Regions from separate parts of the Homo sapiens genome. Here region 1 is linked to region 2. The links are chromatin contacts, found by Hi-C or POLR2A ChIA-PET in ENCODE. All regions are on one chromosome and are shown on one strand. The core of a region is the stretch at or near the end of the contact, and the rest is flanking DNA. Distances in the headings are between cores, read along the strand shown. Region 1 has its middle 21 kb from the start of A2M. Region 2 overlaps A2M (alpha-2-macroglobulin).

Evidence for each region. Hi-C counts contacts between places; a loop is a spot of excess contacts on that map. ChIA-PET counts read pairs that join two places held with the same protein, here RNA polymerase II (POLR2A).
Region 1: a map of sciatic nerve shows a loop between it and region 2 (5-fold over the local background). The contact joins two enhancer-like sites. A Hi-C loop is called at or near these places in 2 of 168 maps with a recorded cell type or tissue (endothelial cell of hepatic sinusoid and sciatic nerve). POLR2A ChIA-PET finds 5 or more read pairs at or near these places in 1 of 52 experiments (HepG2).

What each region holds. Positions count from the first base shown.
Region 1 is chr12:9,133,517-9,139,550 of GRCh38, reverse strand. It overlaps a transcript of KLRG1 not described here, the pseudogene BTG1P1 and a transcript of PZP not described here. Among named protein-coding and RNA genes, the nearest start is that of A2M, 21 kb to the right of the region's middle. Within about 2 kb of position 4,115, at least 4 of the 41 ENCODE cell types and tissues checked have a DNase peak (open chromatin) inside an H3K27ac peak, as active enhancers do.
Region 2 is chr12:9,090,877-9,095,426 of GRCh38, reverse strand. It overlaps A2M (alpha-2-macroglobulin), which reads left to right. Exons shown (of 36, transcript NM_000014.6): 17 at 343-454; 18 at 1,848-1,962; 19 at 3,998-4,226. It also overlaps a transcript of KLRG1 not described here. Among named protein-coding and RNA genes, the nearest start is that of A2M, 23 kb to the left of the region's middle. Within about 2 kb of position 1,351, at least 3 of the 41 ENCODE cell types and tissues checked have a DNase peak (open chromatin) inside an H3K27ac peak, as active enhancers do.

The DNA.
Region 1 (6,034 bases), core at 2,866-5,365, 41 kb before region 2:
TAAAATAATAGTAGGAAACTTCAATACTATTTGCAATAATGGATACATCATTCAGACAGAAATCTGTATCCATAAGAAAACAGCAGACTTGAATAACACAATAGACCAAATGGACCAAACAGACATATGCAGAATATTCCACCAAACAGCAGCTGAATACATACTCTTCTCATGTGCACTCAGATCCTTCCCCAGGATAAGTCACATATTAAGTCACAAAATAAGTTATAACAAATTTAGAAAGATTGAAATCACACCAAGTGTCTTTCTGGCCACAACAAAATTAAACTATAAATCAATAACAGAAGGAAGACTGGAAAAATAAAAAATACATAGATATTAAACAACAGACTCTTGAAAAGTCATTGAGTGAAAGAAGGAATCAAGAAGGAATTTAAAGTGCCTTAATACAAATGAAAACAAAAATAAAAAACACTAAAATTATGGTATTCAGCAAAAGCACTATTAAGAAGGAGGTTTACTGTGATAAATACCTACATTAACAAAGAACAAAGATCTAAAATAATCAACCCAAATTTATACTTCAAGAGGCTAGAAAAAGAACAAACTAAGCTCAAAATTAGCAGAGAAAGAAATAACAAAAATTAGAGAAGAAATAAATAAAACAAGAAAAGAAAAAAATCAAAGAGGCTCAGTGGGTTTTTTGAAAAAAATAATTAACACACCCTTATTTAGACTAAAAAAAAAGAAATGAAAGAAGATACATTATAACTGCTCTTTTAGAAATAAAAATGATCATAAGTGAACAAATATGTCAACTAATCGAATAACCTAGAAGAATTGTGTAAATTCCCAAATACACAAAACATGTCAAAAGTAAAAATCAAGAAAGTTTGAACAGACCTATCATTAGTATGGAGATTTAATGAATAACAAAAATCCTTCTAACAAATAAAAACCCAGGATCAGATAGCTTCACAGGTAGATTCTAATACACATTTTTTTAAAAAAGTGCCAATCAGTCTCAAATGCTTCCAAAAAGTGAGAGAACACTTCCAAACTCATTTTATAAGGCCAGTAGCACACTGCTACCAAAGCCAGACAAGGACACTACAAGAAAAAAAAAATGACAGGCCAATATCTCTGATGAATATAGATGCAAAAAATATTTTAAAAATATTAGGAAATAGAATCCAACAGCACATTAAAGGGATCATACATCATGACCAAGTAGTATTTATTCCCAGGATGCAAGGATGGTTCAGTATGTATAAATTTGTACCACATTCACAGAATAAAGGGAAAAAAAATCACATAATTATATAAATACAAGCAGAGAAAGCATTTGACAAAATTCAACATTCTTTCATGTTAAAAACTCTCAAGAAACTATAAATAGGAGAGTATCTCAACATAATACAGGCTATATATGAAAGGCCCATAGATAATATCAGACTCAACGGTGAAAAGTTGAAAGCTTTTCCTTTAAGAACAGGAGCAAGGCAATGATGCCCACTCTTGCCACTTTTATTCAATATAGAACCAAAGCCCTAGCCAGAACAGTTAGGTAAGAAAAATAAATTAAAGCCTACCAAATCAGAAAGGAAGAGATAAACTTTTTCCTGTTTGCTGATGCCATTATATTATGTATTAAAAATCCCAAAGGCTCCATTTTAAAAAACTGTTAAAACTAATACACAAATACAGTAAGATTGCAAGCTACAAAATCAACTTACAAAAATCAGTTGCATTTCTATACACTAGCAATAAACTCTGAAAAGGAAATTAAGACAACAATCCCATTTACAATAGCACAAAAAAGAATTAAATACTTAAGGAAAAACTTTTCCAAGGAAGTGAAAGACCTGTGTCTGGAAACAAAAACATTGATGAAAGAAATTAAGACACAATTAAATAAAAATATATACCATGTTCATTGATTGGAAGATTTACTATTGTCAAAATAACCATAATATCAAAAGCAATCTATAGATTCAATGCAACCCCTGTCAAAATCACATTGGTATTGTTTAAAAAAATAGAAAAGGAAATCCTAAAATTTATAGGGAATGAGAAAACACCACAAATAACAAAATCAATCTTGAGAAAGAAGAAGAAAGCTGGAGGACTCACACTTCCTAATTTCAAAATTTAGTACAAAACCACAGTAATCAAAACAGTATGGTGCTGGCATAAAGACAGATAAACATCAATGACAGAATAGAGATCTCAGGAATAAATGCACCCATAAAAGGTCAACTGGTCTTTGACAAGGGTACCAAGAATACACTAGGGGGAATGGATAGTCCCTTCAACAAATGGTGTGGAGAAAACTGTATATCCATAAGCAAAACAATAAAATTTGATGTTTATCTTACACCATACACAAGAATTAACTCAAAGTGGATTAAAGACATAAAAGTAAGGCCTGAAACTGTAAAACTGATATAAGAAAAAATAAAAGACATGCTTTATGATCTTGGTCTTGGCAATGATTTCTTGGATATGACACCAAAATCACAGACAACGAAAACAAAAACAAATAAGTTGAACTATGTCAAACTGGAAAGCTCTTGCAAAGCAAAGGAATAATCAACAAAGTGAAAAGACAACATATGGAATGGTAGAAAATATTTGCAAACCATGTGTCTGACAAGGGGTTGCTATCCAAAACATATAAGCAACTCCTACAACTCAACTCAACAGCAAAAAAACTAATAACATGACTTTAAAATGGGCAAGGATCTGAGTAGACATCTTTCAAAAGAAAACATACAAATGGCCAATAGGTATATGAAAAAATGCTCAATGCCACTAATCAGGGAAATGCAAATCAAAACCACAATGAGATATCGCTTCACACATGTCAGGATGCCTATTATCAAATAAAAGACAACAAGTGGTTGGCAAAGATGTGGAGAAAACTGGAATCTTTGTATACTGTTGGTGTTAATGCAAAATGGTGCAACTGCTATGGAAACATGGTGTATATATTCATCTATATTTGTATATATGTATATGCATATTATATATACATGCATATATATATGCACACATATATGCACACACACATGCACAATGGAATATTGCCTTTTTTAAATGCCAAGATAAGAAACAATTTATTACAGAAGAAAAATTTCTCATCCAAAATATAGAAATCAATACAACTTTGCCACAATCAATATACACGAACTGTACAAATGTATACCCATTCATAATTTACCAAATAAAAGATGATTAACAAAGTTCACAAAATAGATGAAAATACTTTTACCCAGGAAAGTTACAAACCAGACCTCCAATTTCTAAAATAGAAGTTTACTCAGTCTTAGAAAACTACAAGCTAGCAAATGTACGTAGAGCTGGCTGGTGCCAACACCACAGTTGAAACAGTCTTTCTAAGGGTCTTTTTAAAAACCCGTTGCCATGGCAGATTCTGGTCACTTGCTACTTTCAAGGTCAAAAACACAATACAAAGTCTGACCATTTTCCCAGGTCATGTTTGCTAGCTTGTCTTTATGTACATTTAGAAATATTTGCTAGGTAAAAGTCTTGTCGTAAAATTTCCAGTACTACTATGTTTAAAACGTTGAGCTCCCCTATTGAGCTGCCAAAAAGGTAAACAATAATTTTCAAGTGTGATAGTTCAAATTCCTCTGCGAGATCTACTACAGAGAAAGGTTCTTTGACATACGGATTTTCTTTAAAGGAATTGATGTAAAAATTTAAGTATGTCTGGGAGAAGCTGAAATCACTCTAGGACTTCACTCCCTAGCAAATAAAGTGATCATTTACTTGGACTCATAGGCTATTAAATTATTGAAAGATACTGTACAAACTATGGCACTGTCACTTTTAAAAAAATGTTTACCACTCTATCTTGTGCCGGATCTTCACAGCTGTGACATGGTTTAAATTCCATAATCCATCCCCAATAGGAGCCCACCCAAAGCCAAAATCAAATTTATCCATGCACTATAAGATGATCCATCTTAACCTGATACAGTCATCATACTGTAGTTTTTGGAAGGGCTGGTTCTGCCCAAGAGAAATTCGTCCTTACAGTTTATTCAGCTGTCTACCATTTGTATGTCGGTGCTGTTTTGAGTGCTACCCCCTGCTGGTGGGGCTTTCATACAGCACACAGATGGAGCCATCTTCTCCAATTCTGCAGGACAGACATCTCATAGGTTGAGGTGAGCGTGAGTCCAACCCAGAGTGTGAGTTCACTTGGGAAAAGCTTGAACAGCTCCTGACTGCTCGGTCCAATCCACTGTGCTGCCTGTCCAGGGGATCCATTTCATGGTTGATGCGAATACAAAGATAACTTGATCTTTTGTATGGCTTTTCTGGGAATCAGTGATGTTTATAATGTTCTGTCAGCAGTTCCTGCAGGCTGTGGCTGAAGGTCTGCAGCTGTTGCCCGTTCGTGAGCCCTTTGCTGTGGAGAAACTTGGAGACGAAGGACATGGAGGCGGCCATCTCGCCTACCCTGGTGGTGGCTCTGGGGTAGAAGGGATGCAAGGAGGCAGAGGTGGGGCGGCCCGGGAACGCCGGGGCTCGGCTGCGCTGCCTCAGCAGCTGAGCAGCCCCCAGGGCTTCCTCACAGAGCAGAGGGCTGACAGGAAGAAAGGGTGTGAGGGGCAGACAGCTACTTTTTTCTTTCATTAGAGTAAAAAAGTTATTTTCTAGACAGGAAGAGGCAGAAGAGAGGAAGAGAGGAGCGATGGCGGTTTGGTTACATGGCTAGGACCTCCCCAGCTGCCTCCACCCCTGGCTGCAGAGCCTCTGAAGATCCCAACAGTTGCCTTTCCAGCACCGAAGGGCGAACTTCTTTAAAAAGAAGAAAATTCTGTATACGACAAAACTAATGAATCTTGAGGACATTATGCTCAGTGAAATAAGTCACAGAAAGACAAATACTGCATGATTCCACTTACATGATTTATCTAAAACAGCCAAATTCATAGAATCAAAGAGTAAAACAGTGGTTATCAGGGGCTAAACTGAAGAGGGAACGGGGAGTTTGTAATCAATGGACATAAAATTTCAGTGAAGCAAGGTAAATAAGCTCTGGAGATTTGCTCTACAATGTTGTACTTATAGTCGACAATAATATATTGTACACTTACAATTTGTTAAAAGGGAGATCTCATGTTAAATGTTCTTACCACAATAAAATAAAATTTTTAAAAGAAAAAAGACACCTGGTGTCTTTTTCTTGTAGCAACCGAAGTAAATAGAGATGTATGGGTGTATAGGCATTAGTTTGATTTTCTCTTACGAAGAGGTCTGGATTATAGCCTCCATCTTGAGACCGGAGTCAAGCACTTGAGGTGGGGAATGATGGAGAGATTGGAAGTGGCATTCTTCTCCACAACACCATGGGTTCTGTAGTCCCTTGTGCAATTCTGCAATTCTGCCATGATAGTTATTGAGACCAAGACAGGCAAAGTCTAACCAGGGAAAGAAGAGTTCTGTAGACTTCCTTCCAATTCTACCAAGGTTGATATTGAGAGCAGGCTTCTTGCCAGCAGCATTAAACCCAACAATCTATACTTCCTAGGACAATCTCTACCTTTGATTTCTGTAAAATAACACTTTTCTGTTTTTCTTCTGAGGCCCCTCCTCCACAGACCAGTTTCTGGATATCTTCTTCTTTATCAGATCTCTAAATGTTGAGATTCTTCTAGATTTAGATCTATGCTGCTTGTTCTTTGCACTCTACATTTTCTTCATTCATTTCTACAACTTTTAATAGTGTGTATAGGTAGCTCCCAGATTGCTATTTTCACCGTGATTCTCTTGCCTCATACTTTTCCCCTCTTTGGTGATGATGTGTCAGCACATTGGCCCTCTCTCTAATCTTGAATACTTTATTTCTGTCTGGGGAGTTTAGCACATGCTTCCCTCTGCCTATAATGCTGTATAACTTGCCCTCTCCCTTTTTGCAAGGATAAATTCCCAGCTTAAATGCCATATCATAAGAGAGGTCTTGACTGAATGCACAATCTATGTTGGATCTCCCTGGATGTTCAGGGAAGAAAAGAAACATTTTTTTCTTTCACAGCAT
Region 2 (4,550 bases), core at 102-2,601:
AAGAGGTAAGTGGCTTCTCTACTAATAGCAGCAGATCTGCGAAAAGCTGCTGAACTAAGCTGGAACTTTTTGGAGTATTATTCAAGTTTTCTTTTTTCACAGGAATTAATTGCTCTGTGATGTTTATTAAAATCACATATACAAAATAATTACTGTTGAAAGAGTTTAATGAAAAGAATAAAATTACATCCTTAAGTATATAAATATCCCTTCTACAGATGTGAATGTTAAAAGTTTAATTTAAGTTAACTGGATTGCTTGTCAAATTCAATAAAAAGAAGTAGCTACCTATGTATATTTTATAATATATATTTACTGATTAGATGATAATTTTCTTTGCAGGACATGGGCTTAAAGGCATTCACCAACTCAAAGATTCGTAAACCCAAAATGTGTCCACAGCTTCAACAGTATGAAATGCATGGACCTGAAGGTCTACGTGTAGGTTTTTATGGTAAACAAAAAATTAATAAATATATATTGCCTAATATATTCACCAAATTTTAAATTTTTTAAAAGATACAATGTGACAAAAATTAACAAACAAAAAGGACATGTGAGTCATACATATTAAGGTTATTGCTCAAGGTCATATAGTAATATAAACTCAAATTCTAGTAAATGGAGGTACATGTGTTAGGCTGAAAGGAAAGAGAAAGTTTCCAAGCGTAGGATTAGTGTAAACAGAAATAGAAATGTTCACACAACAACACTACATTCTCCATCAGTCAGGTAAAAAAGCTGTTCAACTTCCCCAAAACATCAGCCAATATTTATGTTGGAACCACACACATTCATCAATGACATGAGCTACTTCTTTGATGAACTGAATAGTAATCAAGCATTTATTTATAGTCCCATATTGTCAAATCATGATTGAGGATAAGTTGAGTACAGAGAAAAGAGGGTCAAAAATCAAGGAAAGCATTTAAGGAGAATCAGTTGGCTCTATGGAATTCACTATGAAGCCTACCGCATATTTTATTATTTATAAATTATATTGTATAATCCTTTATCAGTAAGATATATAGTAAATTTATGCATGTATAGGTATATATATATATATATATATATATATATATATATGCACAATTTTTTTTTCCAGAGAGCTGGTTGTGAAATATTGACCAGCACACCCTTAATAGAAGGTGAATAGAGTGAAGGAAACTAACTGTAATCTTCTGACACGATAGAGAATAAAAAGTCTTTATTATTATTAAACTTTTCCCTCCTGTAAACTGTTTCTCAAAGCCACTGTCATAACATGTGTGTCAGTTTTTCCTTGCTCCTGCAGAGGAGCACACCAATGGAAACTTGGATTCCTGCCCCTCTTCACGGCCTTGTGTCATAACACTCTCCACTTAGCACAGCGGCAGCAGCCACATAGGACTCCACAGAGTCCTTGTGCCCCACAGACAATCCAAGCCTCTGTCTGCCAAAGTCTCTATAGCCTCTGCTTATGACCCTCCTCCCCCAGCTCACTCCTAGCTTATTCTTGTTTTTTTTTGTTGTTTGTTTGTTTGTTTGTTTGTTTGAGACGAAGTCTCACTCTGTCGCTCAGGTCGCCCAGGCTGGAGTGCAGTGGCGCCGTCTCGGCCTCGGCCTCTCAAAGTGCTGGGATTACAGGCATGAGCCACCGCGCCCGGCCTCTCCTGGCTTGTTAAGTCAACCAACATATTTCCTCCTCAAAGAAGCTTTCCTTGATGACCCAAGCGCCCTCTCCTCCTTCCTCTCTATTTCATCAGACGATTTGTTTTTTGTTTTTTTTTTTTGGTGGCAACTATTACATTCTCTCATAAGCTTTATCTGTATGTTTATTGTAATGTCTTCTTCCTCACTCACCATAGAGTCAGATGTAATGGGAAGAGGCCATGCACGCCTGGTGCATGTTGAAGAGCCTCACACGGAGACCGTACGAAAGTACTTCCCTGAGACATGGATCTGGGATTTGGTGGTGGTAAAGTAAGTAACTTCCTGCATATGCAATATGCAACAATAGAGGTCCCTGACTATTTTCAACTCTTTGCTAGTTTTTCTGTTTTTATTGTTTTATATGTTTATGATGTACAACATGATGTTTTGATATATATATATACACATACACATAGTGAAATGATTACTACAGTCAAGCAAATTAACACATCCATTAGCTCACATTGTTACCTATTTTTGTGTGCATAGCAAGCACACCTAAAATCTATCCTCTTAGCCAAGTTTCAGTATCCAATACAGTATTATCAACTGCAGTCCTCATGCTGTACTTTAGATTTCTAAATTTATTCATCCTACGTAACTTCAACTTTGTACCCTTTGACCTGCTTCTTCCCATCCCTGCAACCCCAACCACCTTTCTACTCTCTGTTCCTATGTATTCAACTTCTTTTAGCATCCACATACAAGTAAGATCACGCAGTACTTGTCCTGTGTCTGGCTTATTTCACTTAGCATAATCTCCCCCAGGTTCATCCATGTTGTCACAAGTGGCAGGATCTTCTTCCACTTAAGGCTGAATAATATTCCATTACGCATAGCCACAATTTATTTATCCATTCACCCAGACACTTAGGTTGTTTTTATATCTTGGCAACTGTGAATAATGCTGTAATGAACACCAAAACACATATATCTCTACAAGGTGCTTATTTCATTTCCTTTGGGAGTATACCCAGAAGAGGGATTTCTGGGACATATGGTAGTTTCCATTTTAAAATTTTTGAGGTATCTCCATACTGTTTTCCATAATGGCTGTGGCAATGTACATTTGCACCAAGGGGAGTGAACAAATTCCTTCCAGAGAGACACTGGAAACAGAGTTTTATCCGTGAAACAAGCCAGTGGGGCAGGTGGAGAGAAAGAGCCGGAATGGCCATATACTCCCTTTCAGGCTCCTGGAGTCTTGTTTACTTCTCCCTTTCACTCCCAGATGCAGGCTGTTTAGAAGCCCAACCCTTAGGAGACAGCCAGAAATGGGAGATTTTGCCTGTTCTCTCTGTATTGAGCCAAGGGGTGGTGGGGGCGGGTAGCCACTGGCATTGCTCAAAGGCCTATTTAAAACCACCTCTGTGTTCACTGTGGTCTAGGGAGACTCCTGATTGCAGAGCTCCATCTACTCCTGGAGCTAGGTGATTTAGGAGCCAGACCCTTAGGTACGAGCTGTAAACATTGGGGTGCTTGATGCATAGACAAATTATTCCCAGGGGTATGTTCAGACCTGGTTTTATCCGTGGGGCGAGCCAGGGGAAGGAGGCATGGGAAGTGCCCTTACTGCTTTTCAGCCTTCCTGTAAGTCTGTCGTTTCCCTGCTCCTTCTGCTTCCCAGTGCAGGCTAGTTAGAAGCCCAACACTCAGTCAGCAACTGATAAAGTGGGTAGACGAAGCCCTTCCAGGGAGAAACTGGGAGCTGTTAGCTAATTTTTCAGTACTGAAGTACTTCTTTCAAACGCATTGCTAATTTCAGGAGATGTTTAACATAAATACATCAGCTAAGAAGTCTTACTAATCTAATTGCATCAGAGCTAAAAAATTTTGTGCAAATTTAATTCTAAGATTTCCAGAAAATGGGCATAAGGACCTAATACAACCAAGGACTGCACAGATTGCCTGTAAGAGATCCCTCACTGGTTAGCAATCCTGAGTTAAATACAGATTCAGTCAGGCCCACTATACACAATAGTAGTAGAATTTAAAATTATAAAGCAGCCCTCAGTGAAATAGCATTTTAGAGAAGAGAACTTAAGAACAATCTCAAACTGCATGTTAAATTTATAACTATATTGTCTGTAAAAGATTATGCTACAATTCTGATATACTACAATTAAAAACAGTTGGAAGAAAAGGACTTATATTCCCATCTCAATCCTTGATTATACTCTCCATTATTGGTATTTCTATTGAGTGTTTTTAAGTCATGGCAGTAGAATCATTCCTAGGGATTCTCTCCCTAGAAAGGATGTATTTAACTGCTTACTTTCTGTTCTTCACTTACACTCCTCTCCAGCTCAGCAGGTGTGGCTGAGGTAGGAGTAACAGTCCCTGACACCATCACCGAGTGGAAGGCAGGGGCCTTCTGCCTGTCTGAAGATGCTGGACTTGGTATCTCTTCCACTGCCTCTCTCCGAGCCTTCCAGCCCTTCTTTGTGGAGCTCACAATGCCTTACTCTGTGATTCGTGGAGAGGCCTTCACACTCAAGGCCACGGTCCTAAACTACCTTCCCAAATGCATCCGGGTAAGGATCTCTTTCCTAAATTAAATACAAGGTAGCCATCAAGTAAATTAAAAGTTGCATTCCTAGGAATACTGCAAACTCTTGTATGCAAAATATGCTTACTAGATATTCATGATTGTAAAAGTTACAGGTTTTGAGATCTCCAAATACCAAATTGCACCATAAAGCAAGTTTCTAGCCCTTATAACCCTTCAAAGTTAGTATTTGTGTGGTATGAAGAATTCTGACAGGGGTGACAAAAGTCAGTACTCTATTCTCATGACAGATTCTACAAGGTTTCAACCTCTACGATCTCATATATTTAACTTTTCGTAGCTCATTCAT